2 separate regions of the Homo sapiens genome follow, and region 1 is linked to region 2. A link is a loop called in an ENCODE intact Hi-C map of the cell type or tissue named here. Cell type or tissue: heart right ventricle. All regions are shown on one strand. Links, peaks and the distances in the headings refer to the core of each region. The heading gives the core; the rest is flanking DNA.

Evidence for each region. Hi-C counts contacts between places; a loop is a spot of excess contacts. Peaks named below come from ENCODE experiments on the same cell type or tissue, not always from the same donor. Only the 100,000 strongest peaks of a DNase experiment are listed, where the experiment ranks them.
Region 1: a loop joins it to region 2, with 2.9 times the contacts of the local background. A loop is called at or near these places in 27 of 110 quality-filtered maps.

The regions. Positions count from the first base shown.
Region 1 is chr1:42,150,903-42,153,810 of GRCh38, reverse strand. GUCA2B (guanylate cyclase activator 2B) reads right to left here and starts at 401. Exons shown (of 3, transcript NM_007102.3): 1 at 271-401. The coding sequence starts at 360. In heart right ventricle, for the core only: no CTCF peak of the experiment used is centred there; a DNase peak (open chromatin) is centred at 1,452.
Region 2 is chr1:42,755,758-42,758,665 of GRCh38, reverse strand. It overlaps P3H1 (prolyl 3-hydroxylase 1), which reads left to right. Exons shown (of 15, transcript NM_022356.4): 5 at 744-883. Among named protein-coding and RNA genes, the nearest start is that of P3H1, 9.8 kb to the left of the region's middle. In heart right ventricle, for the core only: CTCF peaks have their summits at 1,296 and 1,503 (motif pointing right); a DNase peak (open chromatin) is centred at 1,585.

The sequences.
Region 1 (2,908 bases), core at 152-2,651, 600 kb after region 2:
TTCCACACCCTGACCTCTGTGACCAGCACGGGCCTTTGAGGGGAGCAGCGCTGAATCAGTTTGGTGTTGTCATTGCCATCATCACTGCCATCAACATCTGGCTGCCCCCACCCACCAGCTGCCTTGGTCTCTGGGCTGTGATGGGTGTTGGGCTGAGCCCCGGGCCCCGTGCTCCCCCGGTGCCCCTCTGAATTCCCAGTACACCCTCTCCAGCCTAGCCTCCCACCATGGGGCCCTTCAGGCAAAGGGAACGCTGGCCAAGGGACTCACCTGGATGTAGACTGACTGTGTGCTCTGCAGCAGCAGCAGGAGGACCACGGCCACTCCTGGCAGGAGCCCTGATGCAGCCCTGCAGCCCATCGCGCTCCCTGGGTTCCCCCTGCCGCTGTCCACCGTCTCCCATCTGTGTCCCTGCCTAGCACCTCCTTATAGGTCAGGCTCAGGAGTCCTGGTCACTCATTAACTGGCCAGCTGGGGTGGGGTTGACAGCTAGCTGGCTCTCTGACAAGCCGGGGCTGGTTCCTAGGAAGGGGGTTGGGGGCGAGGAGGGCAGGAGCCCAGAGTCTATGGGAACACAGTGCTTGAACACCGAGTGCCTGCCATGTGCCGGGCTCTCCATGGGGGCCTTGGAGCACACCATCATTCACTCCTCAAGACACCTGTGTGGGTGTGATGACGGGGAGGCCATTTTACAGACAGGAAAAGTGAGGCTCAGGAGGGAGGGTGGCTTTCCCCAGGTCACGGAGCTAGTTAATGTCAGAGAAGGGGCTCCAGCCAGGTGTCCTTGGCCCAGGTCAGCCCATGGTCCTTTCTCTGGGGGAAGGATACAGACAGAGAGGCTGGTCCAGGGCAAAGTGGGCAGACACTGCTGATTTCAGGGTTCTCAAGACCCCACTCCCCCAAGACCCACATCTCTCTCACTCCCTCTCCTCAGTGCTATTTAACGACTATCTTTCAGACCAGTCCTGGCCCCACGTTTTGAACCTGCCTCTGCTTGCCATCTCCCACCTGTGCCTGGGTGCTTCAGGCCATGTTTGACCCATCTCACCTGTCTGTGCTTTCAGAAGCCAATAGCCTAATCCAGCATGGAGGAAAAGGCAGTAGTGTTGGAGGCAGATTGACCCGCATTCAAATCCTAGTCCTGCTGCAGCTGTGTGATTTAGGATACGTCACATCAATTCTAATGGAATCTTAGTTTTCTCTTCCATCAAATGGGCATGATACAACCCCTCTCGTAAGGTTGCTGTGAGGGCCCCGGCCCACCTGAGGTTGCCCTTATCTCCTGGGTAATGCATCCATAGCAGCCCCTGAATCTTACAGTTGCCTTCTAGGCAATGCATAACCTACTGCCCCAGTGGTTGAAGGTTGGGTCAGAGAGAAGAGGGCAAAGTCTCTAAGGGTGATATCACCACTGCCATACCAGGCAGCTGTAAACAGTGCGTGTGCCAGGGCTCAGCTCTGCCAGGCACAGACTCTGGCATGTGGCAGGCTCCCCTGACATTGAGCCTGAACGTTGGATTGAAGCCCTGATAGCTCACCTTGGCATTTAAGATGCCACTCCCAAAAGTGGCTAAAATCTGATGTCATCGTGCTTCCCCATACCAACCCTATTTGCACAGGTCTAATCCCATCTCATGTCTTTGCCTACTCATTCCACCTGCCTGAAATGCCATCTTCCTTTTTCTTATCTCAGACTGAAATGAAGAAGAAGCTCAAGTGAACTTTGGAATTTCTTATGTATTGCTTTGAATCCAGACTTCAGCCTTTGCTCTTTAGAGTCTATGGAAATGAAGGGAATCTTACATGCCCTCTAATCTGTAAAATGAAAACAACCATCTGGGAATAATAGCTCTCATTTCTTGAATACTGTGCACAAAGCTATGTTATAGTCGTAATCCCATTGAATCCTAAAGGATAGGCATAATGGTTATTCCCATTTTACAGATGAGTAACCTGAGGCCCAATGAAGCACCATGTTTGTTGTCACTGTGGGAGCAAGAGGGGTAAGCAGATTTTCTACCTGGAATTCTTGCCTTTGCTCAGCCTGTGGTGTTATAGAAAAAGGAACTGAGGACTTAGAGATGAGGAGAGCTGGGTTCAAACCCGAATGACAGCACTTACCAGCTGTGTGATCTTTGGTACATTACTTAGCTTCTCTGAGCCTCCGCTTCTTCATCAGTAAAGTAGAGAAAATAGTAATAATAATTTTTAAAAAGACCTCATAGTGGTTGTTGTAAGGAAAAACTGAACGATACCTGTCCCAGGAGAGCCTGTGACTCTCCCTAAAACCAACCATTTCCCCAGCATGTGCCTGGCTTATGGGGGATGCGTCATGAAGGGGGGTTTCCCTGCCTCTCCTTATGTAACTCCCATGACAAGCCCCATCTCTCAATCTATAGCAGGACCAGTGCTGCTTTCTGACATGCACAGGCTGAACTCAATGCTGGGCTGGAATGTCCATACTTGGGTCTGATCAACTGTAGGACCTTGGACAAGCGACGACCTCTGTGATCTCAGTTTCTCATTTGTAAAAATAATGTGACGTCTCCAGTGTTTGAGGTTGTTATGAGGCTGCTTGATACCTAAATCTATGGTCTTTCCACGAGAGGAAGCTCATCTCCCTTGACCCCCACATCAATGGGACATAGCGGTAGGGTCTGGGGGCCCCTTGGCCATGGTGTCTGTCCTTTCCTCGCCCTGTGGCTCCTCCAGCCAGGGCCCGTCATGTGTCAGTCTTCCCTGGGAACCAGGTATGACTTCCCTATCTGCCTAACATGACTCAAGTTTATTTGTCAAACCCACCTCCTCCTAATCTCTTTCTAAATGACCCACCATCCATCACAACCAACTTGGCCACAGACGCAAATCCTTGACGCTACCCCTGGCCAGCCCATGTGCATTGACGTGG
Region 2 (2,908 bases), core at 331-2,830:
AACCCAAAAAGCTGGGGGAGGGAGACTTAGGACCTCATCTCTTGTCCCTTCTATAACTTGTAATCTATTTTTGCTTTTGAATTAAAGTTAATAGCAAAATAAGGGTATGCCACAGTTTAAACTAGCTCAGAGGACATTTGCTAGCCCTCTCCCTGGTATAGCACTGATGCTTTTGTGGGGCTGCCAATTAATACCCAGAAAACCAACTCTTTGCAGAGTCCCTACTGTGTGCTAAGCATTACAAACATATTGATGAGTGTACAATATTTACAGTTGAGTTGAGATGACTAACAAATATCAACAAGAACTATTTTGCCAAAGAGACAATCTGCTATTGTAATCTTCCTTGTCTTCTGAAAATCTATAGAAAAAAGAAGGTAGGAAGACAGGGAAATTGATCTAATGATTGAGTGTATTGAGGCAAAATATTAAGGAGTATTGGAATTATTTGTGAATCTTAAAAGATGTGGGCATGCAGAGAATTCTGATTCTTTTCTGTTTCATTGTTAGGCAGCCCTGAGGACATTGACCACCTCACCTTAAAATTAATCACACATTCTATGTGTATTACTTAACTCCTGCCCCTGAAATCAGGCCATCATGTTAAGTAGCAGGCACCAGCTTGTCATGCTGCCATTGCCTCAAGCTTTGTGGAGACTGAACACTAAGTGGTCCCTGGTGCTAGGATTTTATCCTTTCCTTTTGACTCTTTCCTCTCAGCCATTCTTCTTTCCACTTTGCAGTTGGGAATTATACACAGGCTGTTGAATGTGCCAAGACCTATCTTCTCTTCTTCCCCAATGACGAGGTGATGAACCAAAATTTGGCCTATTATGCAGCTATGCTTGGAGAAGAACACACCAGATCCATCGGCCCCCGTGAGGTGAGAGACTTCCTTCTGTTATGACAGCTGCCAGCTGAACTCAGACCTGAGGGCGGAAGAGTGGGGTAGCAGAGGGGAGTAGGCGCTGTGCGTGCAGGGCAGGGGCCAGATGTCAGTGTTGGGGCCAGATGTGAGTTCAGTCACTCGGCTTGTTATTCAGAGGAGAAGGGAGCACAGGGAGGGAGTGTGGGGAGTACACAGGAGCCTCAATTAGCGTTATCTGGGCCCAGAAGTCTATTCTCTGAGTCCCGCAGAACTGCGCGGTGAGCATATTCTTTCCCCTCTTGGCACCCCTAACTTGGACACTCGATATTATTTGGCCAAGAGCTATCATTTTTCACTTAATACTGGTTGTTTTTTTTCTGCTCACCTGTTTTCTGTCTCCATTTTCTTTCCCATCTCTTCTTCTTCCTGCCATTGTTTGTTCTCTCCCATCTTTCAGCATTTTCCCTGTCTCTCTCCAAAACCAGGAGAAATATCTGTATAACACAAAGACTGCTGCGCTGAAAGGAGACACCCAGGCTCTTCTTCCGAGCTCTGGAGTCTGAGAGCCTCCAGTAGAAACAGCCTCTTGCTGCCCCTCCTGTGTGGGTTGTCATTGTAGTTGTCCTCTTTAGCCACTAGATGGTGACCATCTGGCTTTAAGATGGCACTTCCGGTCTCTTTTGTCTTGTTTGGTTAATACCTTTTCCCTGCCTTCCTTATGGCCATTAAGGGGAGTCTGAGGGGAGTGAGGGGAAATAAACCCACGTGGCCAATCTAGCATTTTTAACTAGAAGTCCCCTTTTGGAAAGAAGGCAACTAACATTTGTTGAGCCGCTGTCCAGGCGAAGCTCTGTGCGGGGTGGGCTGTATCCATCATCTCATTTAATCATCACAGCCACCCTGCAAGGTTGGCACTCTTCTTCCCACTTTAGGGATGAGGACTGTTAGCATCTGAGAGATGAAGTAACTTGTGCAGTGGCTTGTGGCCAGTCAGTGGTGACCGGAATCTGTTCCCTGCTTGGACCCAGTGCAGGCACAGCTCCAGACACATGGCTGACACTCAGTAAATCAGCATCGAATGAATAAAGATGGAAGTGGGGTTTGCTTCATAGCAGCCTTATAGGGTCATTGGAGAGGGTTAAATGAGATAACATAGCATTTGGTGACAGAAGCCAGTAATGTAAACTCCTGAAGAGAAAACGTCTCTCTTCCTCTTAGGTAAATATAGTAGATGACATAGGATTCATTGACTCCTTTAATTCCTCCTTGAACTGCCTCATGTTTTATTTCAACTGATGTCTCCTTTTTCTCTTCCTTCCTCCTCCTGCTGCTTGGAGATTAGCAGGGCACCTAGGGAAAGATGTGACCCCGGAAAGTACTCAGTTTCCCTGCCCTGGGTAAGCCTTGCCTGGGAGTCCATGTGGGAAGCCCAGAGTGCCAGGCCCTCCCCTTTAGCTGCTTATCCTCAGGGAGGGGTGTGGTCTGGTTAGGGTCTGAGAGGAGGCAGGTGGCAGAGCAGAAAGCACATGGGCTTTAGGACTGTAAAGACCCGGCTTTATCTGTCCAAATGCACATTCTGCTATGAAAAAAAAGAAAAAGATAACAGAAGACCTGGGTTTGACTGTAGGTCGCTGCTCTCCCATGTCCTGTAGTGTCACCTTAGACAGTGGTACATCTCCTCTGTGCCTCAGATGCTTCCTCTGTAGAATGAGCATACTAGTATCAACCTCAGATGTGGCTATAAAAGATCAAATGAATAACATGTCAGTTGCCTAATGCCTGATTCCTTTTCCTGCTTTGTGGACTCCTGTAGAAGTCAAGAAGGAATTCTCCTTCTTTGAAGAATATTTCCACTTTTGAGAATCATCAGATTATCTGTCCTAGAGACTAATGGGGGTTGGGATGGGGGAGGAGCAGGGCTTTTTCCCTTAAGGAAAGCCTGGTTATTCCAGTACCTCAGAGGTACTGTTGCTTGTGCCAGGCAGAGGACACAGAAATTAGACTTTTGTCTCAAACTGGGGAACAGACAGAGAGCATTGG